Regions from separate parts of the Homo sapiens genome. Here region 2 is linked to region 1. The links are chromatin loops, found by intact Hi-C in ENCODE. Cell type or tissue: breast epithelium. All regions are shown on one strand. Links, peaks and the distances in the headings refer to the core of each region. The heading gives the core; the rest is flanking DNA.

Evidence for each region. Peaks named below come from ENCODE experiments on the same cell type or tissue, not always from the same donor. Only the 100,000 strongest peaks of a DNase experiment are listed, where the experiment ranks them.
Region 2: a loop joins it to region 1, with 31 times the contacts of the local background. A loop is called at or near these places in 1 of 110 quality-filtered maps.

Annotation. Positions count from the first base shown.
Region 1 is chr11:8,268,650-8,276,605 of GRCh38, reverse strand. It overlaps a transcript of LMO1 not described here. Among named protein-coding and RNA genes, the nearest start is that of LMO1, 8.8 kb to the right of the region's middle. RefSeq lists a silencer at 2,997-3,197. In breast epithelium, for the core only: no CTCF peak of the experiment used is centred there; no DNase peak of the experiment used is centred there; H3K27me3 peaks cover 200 bases.
Region 2 is chr11:9,250,937-9,256,904 of GRCh38, reverse strand. All of the region lies in intron 1 of DENND5A (DENN domain containing 5A), which reads left to right. Among named protein-coding and RNA genes, the nearest start is that of DENND5A, 11 kb to the left of the region's middle. RefSeq lists an enhancer at 3,941-4,640. In breast epithelium, for the core only: no CTCF peak of the experiment used is centred there; no DNase peak of the experiment used is centred there; H3K27ac peaks cover 310 bases.

The DNA.
Region 1 (7,956 bases), core at 2,053-6,052:
TTGAAAAAAGTATAAATTACTCATACATTATAAATAATGAAAAGATAGGTGTATACTTTTTTGTTTGAGTCAAGGTCTCACTCTGTTGCCCAGGCTGGGGTGCAGTGGTATGATCATGGGATCTTGGCTTACTACAGCCTCTAATTCCTGGGCTTAAGCGATCCTCCCTCCTAAGCCTCTCGAGTCACCGGGATTACAAGTGTGAGCCACCATGCCTGGCTCAGTGTATACTTTTTCCTTCACTCTTACCTTCCATTCCTACTCGCTAAGGTCACCAGTGTTGACAGCCTGAACAAGTGCAGGCTTTCACATCTTTCCTTCATGTGCATCTTAACAGAAAGAGGCTTTCTTTTGAATGGGATAATATTACTTGATACTCTGCAATCTACTTTTCCCACTAAACAGAACATCACAGATGTCCTTTGCAAGTCAGTTGCTCTAACTCATTTTTAACAGTTGCATAATATTCTACAGCAGAGTTGTAGGACAATTAATTCAATCATTGATTGGCACTGATATTCGTATGGTTTCCAGTTTTCTGCCACCACAAACAATGCCGAAATTAGGATCCTTATATATAGGTGATTTCCCCTTATAGGATGGAGTCCCAGAAAGAGGATTTATAAGTCAAAAGGCATGTACTTGTTTAATAAATAGTGCCAGATTACCTGCCCCAAAAGTAATAGATCGTGCCAGATTACTTGCTCAGTAGCAAAGGAGAGTACATATTTTCTCAAAATTTTAGCAGATCTGGACATTTCACTTTTTAAAAATTGCTTGCCAATCTAATGAATTTAAATAATGAAAACTTATTTTGCTTTAGTTTGCATTTTCCCAATGAATAATGAGGGTAATCATTTTATTGACCATTTAGATATTTCCTCTCTGAATGGCCTGTTCATTCTCTTTTTCCATGTTTCTTTTAGGCTTTTGTCTTTTATTTACAATTTATAGAAATTCTTTGTATATACAGCATATTTTGCAAATATTTTCCTAAGAAATCATTTGTATTTTTCTTTTGTTTATGCTATCTTTTGCCATAGAAGTTCTGAAAATCAGATTTAGTATATTTATCTTTTCCTTTGTTAGCCGCAACAAATTTATTCATGTTGTTATCCAAATCTATTAAATTTTTCTAATAAAATGTCTTCCAATATTTTCAATGTTTTATTCTTATTTTAAAATATTAAGCCACTTGGAACACAATTTTTATGTTTAGGGGAGGTAAGGATCCTATTTGTTTCTTCCAGATGAATAACCAGTTATGGCAGCACCGTTTATTGAAACACCTTTACTGAGATGTAATTCACATACCATACAATTCACCATTTAAAGTGTACAATTCAATGCATTTTAATATATTCACAGATTTGCAAATCTCCACAATTTTAGAACATTTTTATAACCTCAAAAAGAAACTCTGCACACCTTAGCTATCACAGCCCTACTATCCCCAGCCCCTAGCACCGACTCATCTACTTTCTGTCTCTACAGACTTGCCCATTCTGACATTCAATATAAATGAATTCATACAATACAGTCTTTTGTGAATGGCTTCTTTCACTTAGCATTATGTTTTCAAGGTTCATCCATCCTATGGCATGTATCAGTACTTTATTCCTTTTTATGGCTGAATAATATCCATTTGTCAGTTCACGAACATTTGGTTTTTTTCCCACCATTTGGCTGTAATGAATAATGCTGATATAAATATCAGTATACAAATTATTGTGTGGACCTATGTTTTCAGCTCTCTTGGGTGTACACCTAGGAGCAGAATTTCTGGTTATGGGTGACTCTGTTTAACTTTTTGAGGAGCTGCCAGGCTGTTTTCCAAAGTGGTTGCACCATTTTACATTTCCGCCATCAGTGTTTGAGGGTTCCAATTTCTTCACGTTCTTGCCAACATTCGTTATCTAAAGTTTTTCATTCCAGCTTCCTAGTGGGTGTGAATTGGTATCTCACTGTGGTTTTGATGTGCATTTTCCCAATGACCAATGATGCTGAGCATCTTTTCAGATTCTATTGGTTTATTTGTATATCTCCTGTGCAGAAATGTCTATTCAGATGGCACTACCACTTATTAATTTTTCTCTGATGAATTAAAATGCAACATTTATCATATATTAAATTCCTTTCTGTACTTGAAACTGTTTATTGTCTCTTTGTTCCTGTGATCTATTTCTCCCTTCCTGACTTACACCACACTATTTGATTATGGTAGTTTTGTAGTATGCTTTATTATCTAGTAATGCAAGTTGTATCCAATTAGTCTTTCTTTTCACATGTTTTGTTAACTAGCCACATATATTTACTTTTTAATTGCACTTCAAGTTAAATTTTTTTCAGTTCTAAAAATTTTTAATTTGGGATTCTAATAGAAATTGCACTAAATTGATATATTAATTTTGAAAGGATTTACTTTTATGATAATATCTTCTTTTTTAGAAATATGGTTGTCTTTCTATATATCCAGATCTTGTTATATGTCCTTCAATATGCTTTCATGAGTTCCTTTAAAGAAGACCCTTATCTTTGTGATGATTGTTGTTTTTAAATTATTCCTAAATATTTGCTTTGTCACTATTGCAAATGTTCTATTTCATTGCCATTTCTAACACATCATTGCATTTAGAAAAAAACTACAGCTTTCTATCTATTTATCTTGTATTTAACTACCTTCTCAATTATCTAATAATTCTAGTAACTTTCACACTAAATTTTGTTGGATTTTTGGTTATATAATCGCATAATTTGTAAATAAACATATTTTTGTCCTTTCAAAAAACAGCTGTTTATTTTAAGCAGTTCATTTTCTTGTCTTATTGAGTTAAAGTCTCAAAAAATGTTGAATAATAATGATAATGGATATTCTGTCTTAGTTCCAATTTATGGAAATAGTTTCAGAATGTCACATTTATTTATTTTCTTTTGGGTTTTGGTAAACAGTCTTAACAAATTGAAGTAGTTTTCTTCTATTTCTATTTTGCTTAATATTTTGTTAGTAATATATGCTAAATTTTATCAAATGATTTTGGACATATATTACTATACTCATATTTTGTTCCTTTATTTGTTGATGTAGTGACTCATACTGATAGAGTTCCTTATGCTGAATCATGTTTGTGGTGTTAAAATAAACCCTCCTTTGTCATGGTGTTTTATTCTTTTGATACTTTTTTTTCATGTCAAGATAGCTAATATCTTATTTCAGCTTTTGCACTCTTATTCAAGCTGTTCTGTGAATTTTTTTTCTTTTAAAATTCAATCTTTATAAGGTTTGGGATTAAGAAAATGCTGGCTCATAAAACAAACTAGGAAGCTTTCCAAATTTTTCTTTTGTCTGGAATAGTTTAAATAACATTAAAATCATCTGTTTTTCAGGTTATACAAAACTCATTTTAATGTAATCTGTGCCTTGTGGGGTTTTATTTTAATTGTGATAAAATACACATAACATAAAATTCACCATCCTTACCATTGTTAAGTGCACAGTTTAGCAGTGTTAAGCACATTCACGTTGTTGGGTAACCAATCTCCAGAACTCTTTATCTTGCAAATCTGAAAATGCTATACCCATTAAATTCCCCATTCTCCCCTCCCCTGAACCCCTGCCAACCACCATTCTACTTTTTGTCCCTATGAATTTGACTACTCTAGGTACATCATATAAATGAAGTCAAGCAATATTTGTCTTTTTGTGACTGGCTTATTTCACTTGGTATAGCATCCTCAAGGTTCATCCATGTTGTAGCATGTGTCAGAAATTCCTTCCTTTGAAAGGCTGAATAATATTCCTCTGTATGTATCTACCACATTTTGTTTATCTATTCACCCATTGGGGAACACTTGGGTTGCTTCCACCTTTTGATTATTGTGAATAATGCTGCTATGGACATGGATGTAAAAATATCTCTTAAAGAACCTGCTTTCAATACTTTTGGTTTATTTCCAGAAGTAGAATTGTTGGAGCATATGGTGCCTTGTGATATTTTAATGGCATAGTTTTAATATCTTTTTAAATGTATTCTGTTTATTGGCCTATTTGGGATTTCAACATCTTCTATGCTCAGTTTTGATAATTTTCTACTTTGCTCGAAGTCATCCATTTCTTCCAGGTTTTCACATTTATTTTCATAGGCTTACTCATATTATTGTTATAATTTTTTAACCTTCTCTGTACCTGTGATATATCTCTTTTCTTATATCTAATATCATATATTTGTGCTTTATTTTCTTAACTAGGTTTTCGTGGAAGTTTTTTTTCCATTTTGTTAGTCTTTTCAAATAACCAAGTGTTGGTTCTAATTTTCCCTTTTAATTACCTTTTCTATTACTTGTTTATTTTCTATTTCATTGTTTTCTGACTTCATTAATTTTCTTCCACTTTTTTGGTTCAGTTTATTCTTTTCTAATTTCTTAGATTGAATATCTAGTTCATTTTCTTCCAGTCTTTTTAAAAAATATTTCAAGCATATGAGGCTATATTTCTTCCTCTGAGTACAGCTGTGTTCCGTAAGTTCTGTATGATATGCTGTGTTTTCTATTTTCATTACTAGATTGGTAATTTCTGTTTTGATCTTATTTTGATCCAGTACTAATTTAATGGGATGTTTCTTAATTTTCAAGCAGTTTATGCTTTTAGCTTTGAAGTTGGCTTTGTTTGACATTAATATTGCTGTTTCTACTCCCTCTCTGCTTGCATTTTCTTGGTGTATCTTTGCCCATTGCTTTATTTTCAGTCTCTTTGTCACCTTGTTTTGGGAGTATTTCTTGTAAACAGCATTTGGCTGTATTTTATTTTTAACTTACTCAGACAATCTGTTTTTTGATAGGGAAATTCACTCTCTTCATGTTTAGTGTAACATACTGATATACTGACCTCCACCGCCATTGGGAAAAGCTGGCGGTTGCACCAGGGACAGCTCCCCTATTATTGTTCTGGTCCATTCTTTCTCACACAGCCTTTCCCTTCATGCCAGTCATGCAGCTAAGACAGGTTGGAACATAAAGGCATAAAAATGCCAAATACCAGATCCCACAATTTTACAGTAATTAGCCCCAAATTCTGATGTTCCAATTCTCCTCTCCAGGATCTTCCTCTCCAAATAGTTGTGAGACCTAGGAATGCTTACTCATGTGACCCAAGTGCCCTCTGGACACCACTAGATTTTGAGTTCTGGATAGACATTTTCTCTCTAGCAGTCCCAGGGTTGGGAGATGGGGGTTGATGGATTATGAGAAGAGACGCCGTCTGTATAATTAGAGCTGCTGCCTGATGCTCTTGCCATCTTGCCCGAGCTGCTGTTAATGCCACCAAGTTGCTAATCCCAGCTGCTCTTTTCCTCTTGGCCCAGCAAGGTGACACCTCAGCTTCTAATGACCAGCTGTTTCAGAGGGGGCTCCCATAGCCAGGCTGCAGGGCTTCTAGTGACCCAGTTTCTCATTTGCACCACTGCCCTCTTCTTCTCAGAGTGATGGTCAGGGGTGAGTTAGGCCCCACCTTGCACCATACTTGGAACTGTTCTTCCTCTAAACTCCTGGTCTTGCTTCTCAGTCTAGTCCACCCATGAGGATCTCCTCTCAGGAACCTCATTGTCTCTCTGCCAGCAGGCCCCTGCTGAAGATCTCAGTCCTCATGATAGATCTGTCCCTTCAACTTTAGCTTTGAAGTTGGCTTTGTTTGACATTAATATTGCTGTTTCTACTCCCTCTCTGCTTGCATTTTCTTGGTATACCTTTGCCCATTGCTCTATTTTCAGTCTCTTTGTCACCTTGTTTTGGGAGTATTTCTTGTAAACAGCATTTGGCTGTATTTTATTTTTAACTTACTCAGACAATCTGTTTTCTGATAGGGAAATTCACCCAGCTGTGGACTGAGTTCAGTGTCTTTCACCAGGAGTTGGGGACCCATATAAATGCAGAGATAGGGCGGGGCATCTGCTTCATTATCCCTGATCACTCCATGATGTTTACACTCTCTGAAATTTCTCTTTCTCTCTATGAAAACCAGGAGGCTGGTCTTTTAAGTGCTCACACAGGCCCTTGCTGCAAGTGATGGTGGGAACAGGGAGTCTGGGTGCTTATGCCTCAGGCTGGCTTCTCTGAGTGTGAACTCTGGCCAAGCAGAGATGCCCAATTGCAGGGCCCCGCTAGTCTGTATGGTGCTTTTGTGCGAAGTAGCAAAAGGTGCCCTCTCTGGGTGGGTGCAGTCCGTGCCAGCTACATGGCTTGGAGGGTGGAAGGATGCAGAATTTCAGGCCCTACTTGCTCTTTGACAAGACGCCTTAGCACATGGAATAGCCAACACCCATCTAGGCAGTCACTCCTGGGGAATTGAGAGCAGCTGATTTGGGAGATCATTCTGAAGAATCTCTCTGCACAGTCCTCCTTTCTTCACCAAATTGAATATAATTCATGCAGTCATTTCACAAACTTTCCCAGATACTATGTGGGTCTGTTTGGGAGGATAGAAGAGAGTGGGAGGAATCAGGATGAGCTCCCTCCCTTCTCTCTACCCCTCAATCAGAATGTGTTTTGATAAGTGGGGGCTTGGGGACAGTATAAAGGTGACTAACTGCACCTCCCTTACCAATTAAATTTTTTAAAAAGCTGCTATGGAGGGAGCGAATATTAGTTTCCTGATTTATAAAGCCAAATGGATTAAGCTCATTCATTGCCCGAGGAAACAAAAAGGAAATCTTCAATACCTCTGTGCACATTGAGAATAGGGACAATGCCGGTCTTTAGAAAGCAGAAACCTAATTTGGGGGAATCAATTACCCTCTGTGTCCTGCCTCTGTGGGCTCTCTCACTGGTTCTCTCAATAGATTTCCTGGGAGGTAAAATGTGGAGAAGTTGATCAACCACAGGCACACCCTCGGTACAGCCTTGAGACAGGAGGTGAAGAACTAGGTCTAGGGTGGGTGGAGTTGGGGGTTCCCGGGCACAAGGGTGGGGTGGGGAGGGTTTTGGGATAAAAGTTGAGAGTAGGGGCGGTATTGAGAGGGGCAGTGAGAGGGCAAAGTGGGTGGTGGTGGTGGGAACCTGGGGTTTATAACTGGGGGAGAGCAAAGCCCAGTTGATGCCTGAACAGGTGACCGGATGGAGAGCACTGTGGCCCAGCCTGGGTCCAGAGTCACCACCGCCTCCTGATCCTCTCGGATTTCTCCTCTGTGATCTGCACTTTCCCCCGTGGGGCTGAGCATGCCGCGGGGAATGGCTGGGCAATAATGAAAAAAGAAAGGGGATGGGGCGCCTGCCACGGTAGCCACGGAGTCACATTCACAAAGTCACACACAGAAGCACTCTCGCGATCTCATACACATTCCTGTGCCGGGTCCCAGTCCAGGCCCACTGTCCCCAGACCCAGAGTCACGCCCAGCCTGGCGCACTCATTCAGAATCACAGGCACGGAGCCCACACTCCTACCCGCACACACCCACCCGCAATCGCACGCGTCCCACCCCCACCCTTGTCTTGAGCTCACACAGTGGCTCACCACCCCACACAGCCCTCACTCTGGCATGCGGACACACACACACACACACACACACACACACAGCCCCTCACACGCACACACTCTGGCTGTGCTTTTGTGTTTTGTCAGAATTAATGAGAAAAGTTCCCGTGCCCTGCGGGTAATTAGTGTCCTTGGAGTTAAATAAGCTAATGGCGGGCACCTCTGGCCCAAGCAATTATGTTTGTGTATTGAATAATTGATTCAAAGGGGGGGGAAGGGCCGCTAATCAGATCTGAGCATAATGAATTGATTTAATTAACAGGGGAATCTGAGGGGCCCTGGGAAATGCAGCCTTCACTCTGCTGAGGCGAGTACGGCCGGCGCGGAGGAAGGACGCGCGCGCGGCTCAGGCTCCGGCTGCGGCCCGGCCCGGGCAGCTGCTGCTCGCGAGGCTCCCGCGATCCCGGCCTGGCCGTCTCGCCCCCGCGCCTTCC
Region 2 (5,968 bases), core at 1,909-5,908, 980 kb before region 1:
TATTGAGATATAATTCGTATACCATACAGTTCACTTATTTCAGTGATTTTTAATTTATTTTTACAATTAGTTTTACAATCACACTACAATCCATTTTGAAATGTATTAATCACTCTCCCCTGAAAACCTGTACCCATTAGCAGTTACTCATCATTTTCTCCCAACCCTCTAACCCTGAACCCTAGGCAACCACTCATCTACTTTCTATCTCTATAGATTTGCCTGTTTTTGACATTTCATATAAATGGAGTAATATGTGTGGTCTCTTGTTACTGGCTTCTTTCACTTAGCATAATGTTTTCAAGGTTCACTCATGTTGTAGCATGTATCAGTTTGTCATTCCTGTTTATGCCAGAAAAATATGCCATGGTATGAATATACAACATTTTATTTGTTTATCCATTAGTGGAAGGACATTGGATTGTTTTCTTCTTTTTTTTTTCTGAGACAGAGTTTCATTCTTGTTGCTCAGGCTGGAGTGCAATGGCGCAATCTCGGCTCACTGCAACCTCCGCCTCCCAGGTTCAAGTGATTCTCCTGCCTCAGCCTCCTGAGTAGCTGGGATTACAGGCATGTACCACCACGCCTAGCTAATTTTTGTATTTTTAGTAGAGACGGGGTTTCACCACGTTGGCCAGGCTGGTCTTGAACTCCTGACTTCATGATCCACCCACCTTGGCCTCCTAAAGTGCTGGGATTACAGGCACAAGCCACCGTGCCCGGCCTTCAGTTTTTGATTGTTTTGAATAATGCTATGAACATTTGTGTACACTTCTTTTTTTGTGTGTAGGCCTATGTTTTCATTTCTCTTTGCTGAATACTTAGGAATGAAATTACTGGGTCATATAGTAACTGTGTTTAACCTTTTTTTTTTTTTTTGAGATGGAGTTTCGCCGTGTTGCTCACGCTGGGGTGCAATGGCGCGATCTTGGCTTACTGCAACCACTGCCTCCCGGGTTCAGGCCATTCTCCTTCCTCAGCCTCTTGAGTAGCTGGGATTACAGGTACCCGTTACCAAGCCTGGATTTTTTTTTTTTTTTTAGACGGAGTCTCACTCTGTCGCCCAGGCTGGAGTGCAGTGGCACAATCTTGGCTCACTGCAACCTCTGCCTCCCGGGTTCAAGCAATTATCCTGCCTTGGCCTCCCAAGTAGCTGGGACTACAGGTGTGCACCACTATGCCCAGCTAATTTTTGTATTTTGTACTAGAGACAGAGTTTCACCATATTAGACAGGCTGGTCTCGAACTCCTGACTTCATGATCCACCTGCCTCTGCCTTCCAAAGTGCTGGGATTACAGGCGAGAGCCACTGCGCCAGTCAATTTTTGTATTTTTAGTAGAAACGGGGTTTTACCATGTTGGCCAGGCTGGTCTCGAACTCCTGACCTCAGGTCATTCACCTGCCTCGACCTCCCAAAGTGCTGAGATTACAGGTAAGAGCCACCGCACCTGGCTGCCCGACTAATTTTTAATTTTTTTGTAGAGACGAGGTCTCACCATCTTGCCCAGGCAGGTCTTAAACAACCTGAAAAATGATACTCCCGACTTGGCCTCCCAAAGTGCTGGGATTACAGGCGTGAGCCACCGCGCCCGGCCGTGTTTAACCTTTTGAGAGACTGCCTGCCAGTCTGTTTTCCAAAACAGCTGCACTAGTGTACATTTCCAATAGCAGTGTATGAGAATTCCACTTTATTCATATCCTTACCAATACTTATCTATTGGTTTATAGCCATCTTAGTGGCTGTAAGTGGTATCTCATGGTTTTAATTTGCATATCCTAGAAGACAAAGATTTTTATTTTTATTATTTTATTTTATTTTATTTATTATTTTTTGAGACAGAGTCTTGTTTTGTGGCCCAGGCTGGAGTGCAGTAGCACGATCTTGGCTCACTGCAACCTCTGCCTCCTGGGTTCAAGCGATTCTCATGCCTCAGCCTCCCGAGTAGCTGGGATTACATGCATCTGCCATCACGCCCAGCTAATTTTTGTATTTTTAGTAGAGATGGGGTTTCACCATGTTGCCCAGGCTGGTCTCGAACTCTTGACCTCATGATCCACCCTCCTTGGCCTCTTAAAGGGCTGGGATTACAGGTGTGAACCACCACACCTTGCCGACTGAGACTTTTAAATAAGACTTCTTATTTAAAAGAGAAAAGGATATCCCTCCCCAGAGATGAAGTAGCTATAAAAAGTTTTATGAGCCAGTTTCAAACTGGGAGTCGATGTGGACTACACTTAATTTTCATCTTCCTCTACTGGGCTGGTTGATTCTGGGCAGATTCTTGTGGTCATTTAAAAAGGCATCTTTGCTCTGAAGCCCAGATTACTAGCTGCAGCAAAACTCAAAATCTTATGGCTTATCTCAGACATCTGTGGATGCTTCCAGAAGTCAAGCCTACTGAAGTACGGAAAGAGTTCTTAAGTTAGGTTATGTGTTTTCTTTTTTTAGGTAGAACAAGTAAGAAGTCAGGAGAGATGAGACCCACACACAGAAAACAATTACAGAGTAGCCCAAGGCAGTTAAAATACAAGCTAAATTTCTGTATATATACATATTTTGAGATGTGGTCTGGCTTAAAAAAGCCAGACCCAGGCTAGGGTACAGTGGACAATCATACCTCACTTCCTCGGCGTTTCTGAGCCTCGAATTTCTGAGCTCAAGGGATCCTCCTACCTTAGCCTCTTGAGTACTTGGGACTACAGGCAAGTGCCACCACACCTGGCTTTTTTTTTTTTTTTTTTTTTCTGAGACAGAGTTTCGCTCTTGTTGCCCAGGCTGGAATGCAATGGTGCGATCTTGGCTCACTGCAACCTCTGCCTCCCGGGTTCAAGCGATTCTCCTGCCTCGGCCTCCTGAGTAGCTGGGATTATAGGCATGCGCCACCATGCCTGGCTAATTTGTATTCTTAGTAGAGATGGGGTTTCTCCATGTTGGTCAGGCTGGTCTTGAACTCCAGACCTCAGATGATCCGCCCGTCTCGGCCTCCCAAAGTGCTGGGATTACAGGTGTGAGCCACTGCGCCCATTGTTGTTTTTTTGAGACAGGGTCTCACCCTGTTGCCCAGGCCAAAGTGCAGTGGTGTGATCATGGTTTACTACAACCTTGACCTCCTGGGCTCAAGTGATCCTCCCACCTCAGCCTCTAGGTAGCTGGAACTACAGGTGTGCATCACTATACCTGCTAATGGGCCCAGGCTGGTCTTGAACCTCTGGGCTCAAGTGATCTGCCCACCTCGGCCTCCCAAAATGCTGGGATTATTGGTATAAGCCACCGCACCTGGCTGCCCAACTAATTATTATTTTTTTGTAGGGATGGGTTCTCACCATCTTGCCCAGGCTGGCCTTAAACAGCTTGAACAGTGATACTCCCGACTCAGCCTCCCAAAGTGCTGGGATTATAGACATGAACCACCATGCCTGGCTGAGACTGTATATTCTAAAGAGAACGCTATTTGACTCCATCAGGCAGGGAGGATCATACTGAAATTAGTGGATTTTACTTTAATGATATTGGGGCCCTGCAATTTTCTTCATAGAAGGAAATCCTGAGTCACAGTGTTTGGTGCTTAAACCAAATTCTCTTAGAGTCTGCTCAGCCCTTCCTTCCTTCCTAGGTTAAAAATAAAGTTTTCTTTGCCTAAAGCCTCCTTTGGTAACACCCCTTTCCAGTCCTACATCCTTTTATAAGCTTGTTTTTTGGCTTTGTTGGAAGGTGTACTTGGGCTTCGCTCAGCTTGTAAATTCCTGTTGTGGCCAGGTATGGTAGCTCATGCCTGTAATCCCAGCACTTTGAGGGGCCGAGTGGGGGAGGATGGCTTTAGGCCAGGAGTTTGAGACAATCCTGGGCAACATGGCGAGACTCGGGTCTCTACAGAAAATAGAAAAATTAGCCTGGTGTAGTGGTGTATGTCTGTGGTTCCAGTTCCTTGGGATGCTGAGGTTGGCAGATCAGCTGAGTCCAGGGAGGTCCAGACTGTGGTGAGCCATGATTGTGCCACTGCACTCCAGCCTGGGCAATAGGGTGAGACCCTGACTCAAAAAAAAAAAAAAATCCTGTTGCTGTCCCTGGCTTTGAATTACTGTCAGATAGTCTTAGAGGTCTCTTAGGAACCTGGGTACACATGAAGGAACCTATACTTCATATGTTGATATGTTTTAGGTTCCTGCTAGAGATGGCCTAATGTCCAGTGAGAAAGAGGCTTGCCTTTCAGAAGCTGGTGACTTCCTTGTGGAATTCAGTTTTTTGGTTTTTTTTTTTGAGACGGAGTCTCACTCTGTCACCCAGGCTGGAATATAATGGTGCGATCTTGGCTACTGCAGCCTCCGCCTCCAAGGTTCAAGCAATTCTTCTGCCTCAGCCTCCTGAGTAGCTGGGACTACATGCAAGCGCCACCACACCTGGCTAATTTTTGTATTTTTGGTAAAGACGCTTTCGTCATGTTGGCCAGGCTGGTGTTGAATTCCTGACCTCAGGTGATCCACCCACCTCTGCCTCCTAAAGTGCTGGGATTACAGGCATGAGCCACTGCACCTGGCCGAATTCAGTAATTAAACACAGGCTATTACGGCCAGATTTTTATATTTAGTTCTTTTTTTTTTTTTTTTTTTGAGACGGAGTCTTGCTCTGTCGCCCAGGCTGGAGTGCAGTGGTGTGACTGCGGCACTGCAACCTCTGCCTCCCGGGTTCAAGCGATTCTCCTGCCTTGGCCTCCCGAGTAGCTGGGACTACAGGCGCGTGCTACCATGCCCAGCTAATTTTTGTGTTTTTAGTAGACATGCGGTTTCACCATGTTAGCCAGAATGGTCTCCATCTCTGGACCTCGTGATCCGCCCGCCTCGGCCTCCCAAAGTGCTGAGATTACAGGCATGAGCCACTGCACCTGGCCAGATTTAGTTCTTTTTTCTTTTTTTTCGCGAGACAGAGTCTCGCTCTGTCGCCCAGGCTGGAGTACGGTGGTGCCATCTCGGCTCACTGCAAGCTCCGCCTCCTAGGTTCACGCCATTCTCCTGCCTCAGCCTCCCGAGTAGCTGAGACTGCAGGGGCCTGCCACCACGCCAGTCTAATTTTTTGTATTTTTAGTAGAGACGGGGTTTCACTGTGTTAGCCAGGATGGTCTCGATCTCCTGACCTCGGAATCCGCCCGCCTCGGCCTCCCAAAGTGCTGGGATTACAGGTGTGAGCCACCGCACCCAGCTGGATTTAGTTCTTAAAAGTTACTAAGTGAAGCAGTTAGTCAAATGCCATATTCCAAATCTTCTGTGGTTGCTGATTTTCATTTGGCGTATGTAGAACCCTGGGCTGAGTCTTATGAGTGGTAGAATCCTGGCATGGCAGAAAATGAGAGTGTGTGCCAGATGTCAAGTTGTTTTCAGTATGCCTTCAGGGGATCAGATATGACTCAGGAAGTAAGATGGCAATAGGTATAGTTTAGACCGTTGTGTTTCTCAAATATTGTACTGTCTTTGATATTTGCTTGTTGTCGTACATGGAATCTCTTGTAGAGCTTCCTGTTAAAGAGAACCAGGTTAGTAATTTTTTATTTTTTATTGTTCATTATGTGATGGGTAAGTCAGGTTAAAATTTTGCTTGGCCATCTGTGGTCTACTTTATGTACTGAACTAGCTGGGTTAGCCTAAAATGCTTTCCTGGAATGCTGAGAGGTCTGAGCAGTGAAAAGTCTGTAGAGGTTTCTCACATTGAGTTTCATTCCTCTGTGAATGTGGGATTCCTTGATATCTTTCTTTCTTTTTTTTTTTTTTTTTTTGTTTGAGATGGAGTGTCACTCTCTTGCCCAGGCTGGAGTGCAGTGGCTTGATCTCAGCGCACTGTAACCTCTGCCTCCTGGGTTCAAGCGATTCTCCTGCCTCAGCCTCCCAAGTAGCTGGAATTACAGGTGCCTGCCACCATGCCCAGCTAATTTTTGTATTTTTAGTAGAGAGGGGGTTTCACCATGTTGGTCGGGGCTG